2 separate regions of the Mus musculus genome follow, and region 1 is linked to region 2. Evidence: chromatin contacts called from ENCODE Hi-C or POLR2A ChIA-PET data. All regions are on one chromosome and are shown on one strand. The core of a region is the stretch at or near the end of the contact, and the rest is flanking DNA. Distances in the headings are between cores, read along the strand shown.

Region 1 (4,386 bases), core at 1,123-3,622, 85 kb after region 2:
CCCCCCTTTGCACTTTGGGATAGTGCAAATGAGATTGGAATTTCTTACCATTTGAGTGTTTGACCAAAAGCCTTTACAAAACAGTTTCAGCCTGAATTTTTCCTGCCAGAAAATATCTACTGATATAAGTTCTTGCATGATTATGACTCTGTCCTGACTTCCTTGTTTACTTTTCAAATTAACTAACGAGAAAAAAAATCCACCACATTCTGAAATTTCTAGATTGTGTGTAATTATAGTTTTATGTTATTCGAATTGGTGTGTTCCTTTCTCTCTTCCTTGTTTTTCTGCAAGGTTTGTAAACTTAGGAGTCTCAGATAGATAAACTTGAGCAGGTATTCCTTCCGCTGTCTGCTGTTTCTAGCTATATTATTTGACCTTCATTACTTTCTTCTATTGGACTTTATGTTGCCAGGTTTTTTTTAATAACCTGTAAGCGCTTTACATTTAAAAAGGTTTATTTTACAACTCTCATTGATTACTTGCTCAGCTTTGATACATAGTATCAAATACCTCATGCACACCATGGCAGCATTTCCACACAGCCTTGTTCCTTAACTACAGGCTTACCACCCAGCTTGCTTACATATTTTTATTTCTTTAATTTTAACTTAATAATTTTTATTATCATTTGACATAAGGTTTCACTCTCTACCCAAGCTGGCCTCAGTCGCCTCCCTCCCAAGAGAACCCAAGAGAATTACAGCCACGCAGCACCAGGCTAGTCACTTGTCTCAGTTGTCAGAGACTCTAGTTAGTGTGATCCAAATTTTTCAAAATGCTCATAGGCTTGCTTTATGACTTCCAAGTGTCAACTTTCATGAGGTTTTGGAGTGGGCTTGTGAAAAACTGATATTTTTTCCTCATTCTTTTATTTTGTTTCTGGGCCTATTTTTATTGGTCATCTATTAAGCACAGGGTGTTTTTTCCTTTTGCCCTTTAAGACACTTGGGGCTATAGGAAGCATTGTTTAAATTCAAGTTTAGTAAATACCCTTCAGGCCACTGCTGAGTTTCTGCCTTCTGGCTTCTGGTCTCCATCCTGTCTTGCTGTCTTAGTTTATTGACAACTTGTAGACTTTTCTGGAACATATTTTATACATATTTCACCTTGGTGAGGAATGGAGGAAGCCTTGAACACGTGGGGTCCTGAGTGAATGTGTGTGCTGTTGTTCTGGGATCAGCCGTATAAAGACCCCGAGCTGTAGACCCAAGGGAAATGACAACGTGTTCCCTTTTGTTCTGTCTGGATGTTGACAATTCATGCAGAACATGTCTGCTGTGGCTTTCTCCCTTGAGATATTCAGGGCCTGAAGACTGTTCCCCTACAGAGGCTGCTTCTACCAAGACTAGAACCTGTCTCCTTTATCCAGCTAAAGACCATAGCCTCTGTCTTCTTGTTTATCTGTACATAACGGCCTCTCCTCTTTGTCCGGCTGTATGCAATAATCCCGGCTCCATGTCCAACTGGATAATAAACATGCTGTGCTTCCTGGGTGTTATAGTGTCTCCCTTTGAGAGTCCAGATCACTCAGTACCAGATTTCTATCTGTGTTTGTTTTGTTTTGTTTTGTTTTGAGTCCCTTGCCACCAGAGGAAGGTTTGTCCCTGGAGCCATGCAGTGAACTTGTATTGTTTTGCTTTTAGAGGGAGAGGTGGTCTGGACCCCTACACATGCGTATTCCTAGGAAGATAAGCTCACCTTTATTGTTCTTCCAGTGTTTATTGATTGCCTGGTATGCCCAGAAGAAGAGCTAAGGTTGTTACCTCTATGTGGTCAACTACAAGCTTAAGAAAAAAAAAAAAGAGTCATTGACTGGGGAAAGGCAGTTGAAGCCACTGAGATAAGGTGATGGAAACTGGTGGCTAAAAATACAGGTTGAGGAACATTCTCACTTACACTTAAAAGCCAATGCTGATCTCTCTAGGACTGGAGGATAAGTGGACACAGTGTCTACAGAACCCTCGAAGGGTGTGTGGGAGGTGGGAATGGAGAGAGGAGGGCTAATAGGGACAGGAGTGTAGCTGGATAGGAGAAAGAACTTCTAGAGTTTTGACTGTGGTTGGCGTCAATTAATTGCATACTTAGAATTACTTGTAGACAAGATCACGAATGTTCCTAAAACAAAGAAACTAAACACAAGCCAGTTTTCTTCATTATCATCACATCCTTAGAGATGTATTGAAATGTCATGCTATGTCACCTAAAAATTTACACTTTTGTGAGTTAATTAGAAATAAAGTATATCTTCCCCCCAAAACAGCTTTCAGAGTCACGGAGTCCTGAGGATAGCTTTCAGCACCACCAGTTACAAGCCGTGGGAACTTACTTGAGTCACTCCTGTCTCCGTTGAATATAATTACAAAACGAGCTGGGTCTACTGTGGCGGTGCAGGAAACCCAGGCTGTCATCTGACCCAGGGAACATCAAAGCCAGGAACAGAAAAGCTGCTTTTCTAAAGTTTCGTTCCCTACCTCACCCTGTCCTCAGAGCTGCCAGGCAGGAGGGTGTAGGAGCTTTCCTCCTGACTCCAGAGAAAGCTCTCTTTCAGGAATGAAAGACACATTTTCTCCCTCTTGACTTGGGTGCTTTGGTGATTTTAGAGTTTGGGAAATAACAGACAGGAAGGAAACATCTTGCAGGCAACTTCTGCTTCTCATCTCCCCAGCAGACTTCCCCAAGACAAGTGGCATGCCTGCTGAATTCTTGTAAAGAGGAGCGTGCAGGGAGAAATGTGGAAGCTAATATTTAAAAAGTTATCACACTGCAGAAGGACCGGCTGACGCACATAGAACGGGAGAGACAACTGGAGCAAAAGGGGGCACTGCTTCTTGGGAGGTCAGTCTTTGTATTGAAGGCAAAGGACTGGCAAGGACAGATCTGCCCAAACGAGGGTGGGTGGTTAGTATTACTGGCTGGAGGGATGGGAAGAAAGCTCTTTTGCCCTTCTGGACTTTCAGAGAGATGGAGAGATTTACTGCAACTAGGGAGAGGTCGCAAATTGGACAACTGAAGAGGATATGACTTGTGCCTGTGGTAGCCATTCTTCAGAGAACTTTAGACAGTAGACATGCTGAGGTAGGGAGGGTGGACATGTGATGACAGTACCGGAATTGAGACTCTTCCCTAGGTTTCCGACAAAGATGACTAAATGGTTGGTAGTGCCATTAGCTGGGATATGAGATTCTGGGCCAGGGTCAAAGAGGAGTGCAAAGGGTGGACTAGAATCTGACGTCATTGTGAAAACCACCCAGCACATGCACACAGATTGCCCAGGTGTTCAGCCAACGAGAGCAGGAAGGAGCTTCAGGGAAGTGGTGGTCAAGAGCATCTCTCCAGATGCAGGTCCCAAAAGGAGTCCGCCATGTTTGACTTCGAGAGGGGTCTTGGTGACTCTAGCCTGGGCAGTATCATGGGTGGAGGAGGGACAGGCTTTCCCGGGAGAAGCTTCATGCTATTCCAGGTAGCTGGGCCTGGTAATGCAGCCTCCGAGGGAAAAGTAGACAGCTTGAACGGGAGTGTTGCCTAAGTTAGAAAGAAGGAAGGGGATGGAGGCCCATGTTTACAGATCTCACAGCTCATTAAATCCTTCTAAGATTTACTGTGCCTGAATAGGGAAAGAATAAAGACAAATTAACCTCACATGGAGGCTAGCTGACACACATTAGTGAGCTCCATCCAGGTGCTTGATTAGGATGGAACATACCTTTGTGGAAATTAAACCTCATTAAATGTTTGAGGCGCCCTTTATGAGTGGTTTTCATGTATTTTGAAGTCCACTATTTGAGGCCACAAACTCACACGTGGCACCCAGAGAAGTTTAGGAGCACGGTTACGGGGAAGAGAGAGCTTGCTGAAGATCAGATTGGAGAAGATGCCCACCATTTCTTTTTTTTTTTTTTTTTAAACTCTCAGGAACCAGGCTTTGACACAGAAAACACCTTAAGTAACTACTAGCTGAAATAACGTTCATGCTTATAATGAAAACTGTGGCCTAATCATATTCAAAACACCCATTTTCCAAAATTTAAATCGATGAGCCACTGTAGTAGGATATCATGCAAGACCTTAGCAACCGTCATTTTGGACTTTTATTTTTTATTTTTCTTACATTACCCAACAACAGTGAGTTCAGGTACTACCTAGAAACATTTTAATAATAGTTTAGCAAAGCATCCTATTCCACTTCTTAATTGTGAAGAACGTTACTTGGGAAAATTAAAAATAGGCACCAGATAAACAGAGACAGCCTTGCCAGTAAATAAGATTATGCCGCTCTTCTTCTCTTCCTTCTCTTCCTCTTCTCTCTTTTCCTACTCCCCTTTCTCCTCCTTCTCCTGCTTAGGCTTACTTGTCAGCACATCTGTGGGAATCTATTTCTTCAGT
Region 2 (4,830 bases), core at 1,021-3,520:
CATTAGTTCCAGTGGGAGCTATTGCTGTATGATAATAGTCAGATGTCATCAGAATACAATCCAACAGTCAGACTTAAAACATCGCAGTTCAAGCATGAATAGTCTAAATTCATAGTCACATGTGTTCACCAGCACTGTGATTTAAGTCAGATTTTTGAATGTTGGTCTCTACCACAGCATTAGGGGAGAACTTACATGTAAATATAATTTCACAATTATATTAGCGTCCTGTCTAGTTAGGGAGAAATGGGCGATAAATGTACAAGGGTGGTGTTTATGTTTTAGTGCTGGAATACATTTTAAAAGTTATTTTTTATTTAATTATTTTTTATTAGATATTTTCTTCATTTACATTTCAAATGCTATCCCGAAAGTCCCCTATAACCTCCCACTGCCCTGCTCCCCAACCCACCCACTCCTGCTTCCTGGCCCTGGCATTCCCCTGTACTGGGCATATGATCTTCGCAAGACCAAGGGCCTCTCCTCCCATTGATGGCTGACTAGGCCATCCTCTGCTAAGGTACCTAAAGAGAAAGAACACACATGCATGTGTGACATAAGATGCTCATTATTTCTAAACCTGCTTATTCCAGGTGCAAGGCCTCAAAGAGGGTACCAGCTACGTGTTCCGTGTACGTGCTGTCAACCAGGCAGGCGTTGGAAAGCCTTCAGACCTTGCTGGACCTGTTGTGGCTGAAACACGTCCAGGTGGGTCCTACTTTTTCATTAATATTTATCTCTGGCTTGGGGTACCACTTGGAAATAGCACATTTTACTATGGTACACAGGAACCAGGGTTCACCAAGTACCAAAGTGGGGAAAATATGTTACCTGTGTAAGTAAGATCCTGAAGCCACTTTACCCTACCTTTCTTCATTCTCTGTAGGTGCTGTCTGAGTAGTTAACAAATATACCCTTAGCATGGGAAAGTCATGTATTCCTTTAAAGGATCCTCAGATCTGGGATTAGCCAGGTTTGAAGCGGTCTAGGAGGTACTGTGGTTAATACCTAAGCGCTTCATAGTCTGAACCAACTTAAGTGTGTACCCATACCAGGCTGCTCCAATTTAACCTGGCCGTTAGCCCTGATACTTTACAATCACAGAAGGACCTGGAATATCCCAGGAAGTGGGCACGTCCCTTATACAGATTAAGATGTATGCAAATCTAGCTCTGAAGTTAAACTGGAGGTCAGCATACTTTCCATCAAGGGCAAGGTAGTATTTTCAGCTTCTCAGCCTCATGGTCCTTGTTCCAGCTCCTTGGCCTGCCAGGGCATGAGCAGACGTGGCTGTGCTCCAACAAAGCCTTTTCATGTGCATCCCATACATGCAGCATGTAATATTATGCATTCTGCATATCACATAAATAATAACATATAGTCTGCCCACTATCAAATTTGAGTTCCACGTTATGCTCTCATACCTTGAAATATTAATCTTCTTTTGATTTTGCTCACCATGTGTTTCATCAGCCAACAACACGAAAATGATGATCTCGTTCCTGTTCAATTTGTTCTGTTTTAAAAGTTTTATTTCTGTTCACTGAAGTACGAGTAACAGTAAAGGATAAAAATTATTTTCCGGTTACTTTTCTAAAAAAAAAAAAACATTCTAGCATAAAGGGCCTTTGCTTTTGTGTGCCTGTTTTCAGAAACGAAACAAACACAGGGCAAAGAGAAAAAGTCATATTTATTTTCCTGATGAGAACACTGTAAACAGGAAATTTCTACTCCTTTTATTACTTGAAAAATATCAGCAGCGTACTCTCCCAAGTCTGCCCGCTGCTTCCTGTTTCTTCATGACTGCTTTTGTCTCCTCCTAAACCCGTTGGTAGGTATTTATTGGACAAAATCGAGCTTTACAGGATGAGGCAGCTAATTCTACACTTCATAGTAACCTTTGCAAAATTCCCAAAGAAAGATGAAAATGCTATGACCAGCTACACAGAGACAGCAGGGCATGTATAAGTGCGCACATGACCAGATACACAGAGACAGCAGGGCATGTATAAGTGCGCACATGACCAGCTACACAGAGACAGCAGGGCATGTATAAGTGCGCACGCGTACAGGTGTCTTGGGGTCAGACTCTTCAGCTGTGAACATCAGTGGTATCCAATAGACATTTATATGGGTTCATGTGCAGTATCTACCCCTCAGAGAACATTTAGATTACTGTATCAGGGAACTGCCCATCTAGAACAAAGCACCTGTTAAGCTATAGGTTCCCAAATAAGTCAGGACCTTCCTAATGGCAGGCTGCCAGCCAGATGCCGTGTTAGCATGACTATCATTGGGGGCTGGCTGTGGACCTCTTGAACACAAGTTCCGTGTTCCTGATTTGGAAAAGCACCAAAAGTCACATCTATGGCCATTCCATTCTTGGGATGTAACTCAAGTTAACAGCTGCAGACATGAATACACTTAGCCGCTCACAGCTTAGGAAAGAATCCTCGGGCACACAAAGCCAAAATGCTTCCCTGTGATGTTTGGAATCGGTTTCTAGTCAGCAGGCATGGCCACTCTTGCAACATGAGTTTCTTGCAACATGATACTGCGTGGCAGGTCCTGTATGTGCCCTGGGATAGGCTGGTTAGGTTTATGATCACATGGGATCATCAACAGAGTTTACAGCTTGGTATGGTGAGAGCTAAGGTAGACCTCTGTACAAACTGCAAAGCCAAATAGGCTAGGAGCTAGGATTCAAGGTTTTGTTAGTTGCTGGCTAACAAAACTTAAATGTAGACTAAAATTTACGTAATTTCCTCATTCCATTTCTAAGTGTTAAGTGTATTGTTTTGCTGACTTTATGTTAGAACGAATAGAAGGAAGAAGGAGAGAAATGTTATCAATTTCAAGACTTTGGGTGTGAAACTTGCAACCCTTAGCGAGAAAGTACTCTGGATTCTGTTCAGATCATTGAAACCCTTGGCCTTTATTTGAGAAAAACACCTTCATTTGCAATACATTATTAAAATCTCCGGTAAAAATACGGCTTCTCAAGTAACAGCACACTGAAAGTACACTGAACAAGATACCTCGGTTGTAATTAGACTTCAGCTGAAAGTTCACTTAATCCACTGGAGTCAGTAGGATCATCAGCCTCCCTTTGAAGTCAAAGAAGCTCCAAGGAGATGTTGTCCAGCCCTGCTACAAAGTCCAATTGTGTTGGTAATGAGAAGCCAGACAACAGACCAAGTGTGCCTGTGGTGATTTCCCAAGACAGCTGTTAGCTAAAGAAACCCTCAGAAAGAAGAGGTTAGAACTATTTAGTGTAAATTTGGTGGTGCCTAAAAAGACATTTTTTTTTTTCTTGATGCTTGACACTTTTAAACAGTGTCTGGTTGATTGTATCACAGCAGCAATGGAAGTGGAGGCCAGGTGAGCCAGATCAGATAGGGAATAAAAGAGACCTGGCCTGGCAGGTGATCAGGAGGTTAACTGGTTAGCGGTGCAGCTTGTAGTTATTCTTGTCAGAGAAACAGAGTAGCAGGTGGGAGAGTCAGGTGATGGGCAGGAGACTCCTTCCCCTCGCCCCCCAGACACCAAGCAGGGCCTCAAGTAGGAGCTGGGCCCAAGCAGCAGAGCAGGCTAGGAGACTACATTCTCCCAAAGAAAAATGACTTGGGATTTAGCTAACAGCTGAATGTCTACAATTTGGTTGATGCAGCACCTAGTAAGGCCCTGAGAAGGCAAAGGTGGACAAGGGGCCTCAGGGTGGACTCTAAGGGATTCTGAGGCAGGAGGCTGGCTTCCTCTGAAGATGAGCACTAGTGGCTAATTAAGAAAACTGCTCTCATACCTGCTTCCTAACTGTCCCTTGGACCCCAGCACACAGTTCTCAGTGGTGGCAGCTATCGGACATAATCTTCAAAGGAGGAAAGATTCATTGACCTCGTGGTCTGAGAGGTTTTAGTCAACCATGCAAGGAAGACATGGTGGAGCAGCTCATGTTGTAGCAGACAGGAAGCAAAGAGGAAGAAAGGGGCAGGAGACCATCTTCAGTGACTTATATCCTCAGCATAGTCCCTACTTCCAGAGGGCCCTGGGCTTCCCAAAGTAGTACCACAAGAATCACCACAACCAACACTGCTACCACCAGGCATCACCACACGAGCCTATAAGGGACATTTCATATTTGAACAATAACAACTACCGTGACTTGAGCAGCATGACTCCCGTAGCATCAGTGTGTGCCCTTCATCCTAGGCATCTTGTTGTTCACATGGTTGTGACGGTTGAGCTGGGAAAGCCGAGTCTAGTGGAGGCCACAGGGTAGGTACCAAGATAGTAGGCCAGTTGAGTGTGATAAATATAAATAAATAAGACAGCTTAGAGATGGGAGCCACTGGTGACAGTTGGCACACTGTTGTTTGATATTCTGCTCCTCTTTTGAGGGTTTAAAAGCCAGGCGTATGTCATCCTTGTGCACATATGTACATGAAGCAGGACAATAAAGCTTAGGATACCGCCCATGTAAAAGACTTTAAAATTATATCTTGTTATGAGATGGGCAGAAAAGTAAACAGCTCACTGAGTTTTAATCTTTTAAGTTGTTCATCTATTTACTTTTAGTTTTAAGAAAGAGAAAATCGGGATAGGATCAGTTCATTTTCAAGTAGTTCATGTTATCTCTGACCATTTCTTAGCCCATTATCATCCCGAGAGTTCCCAATGTCTGGGGGGGGGGGCATTGCAATATCATCTGTGAGATCACATTCCCCATGTCTATATTAAGGATTTTTATCCTTAATATTTGAGGACATTTGAGGTTGAAGAGCTGACTGGAGACAACTTTTTTTTTTTCTTAAGGGTTTATTTTTAACTGTG

Evidence for each region. Hi-C counts contacts between places; a loop is a spot of excess contacts on that map. ChIA-PET counts read pairs that join two places held with the same protein, here RNA polymerase II (POLR2A).
Region 1: a map of v-Abl transformed pro-B cells shows a loop between it and region 2 (2.7-fold over the local background). The contact joins two enhancer-like sites. A Hi-C loop is called at or near these places in 4 of 37 maps with a recorded cell type or tissue (CH12.LX, T-helper 17 cell and v-Abl transformed pro-B cells). POLR2A ChIA-PET finds 5 or more read pairs at or near these places in 1 of 5 experiments (Patski).

The regions. Positions count from the first base shown.
Region 1 is chr17:71,176,344-71,180,729 of GRCm38, forward strand. No RefSeq gene overlaps it. Among named protein-coding and RNA genes, the nearest start is that of Lpin2, 5.0 kb to the right of the region's middle. Within about 2 kb of position 2,373, at least 1 of the 3 ENCODE cell types and tissues checked has a DNase peak (open chromatin) inside an H3K27ac peak, as active enhancers do.
Region 2 is chr17:71,091,507-71,096,336 of GRCm38, forward strand. It overlaps Myom1 (myomesin 1), which reads left to right. Exons shown (of 37, transcript NM_001083934.1): 21 at 594-708. Among named protein-coding and RNA genes, the nearest start is that of Myom1, 74 kb to the left of the region's middle. Within about 2 kb of position 2,271, at least 1 of the 3 ENCODE cell types and tissues checked has a DNase peak (open chromatin) inside an H3K27ac peak, as active enhancers do.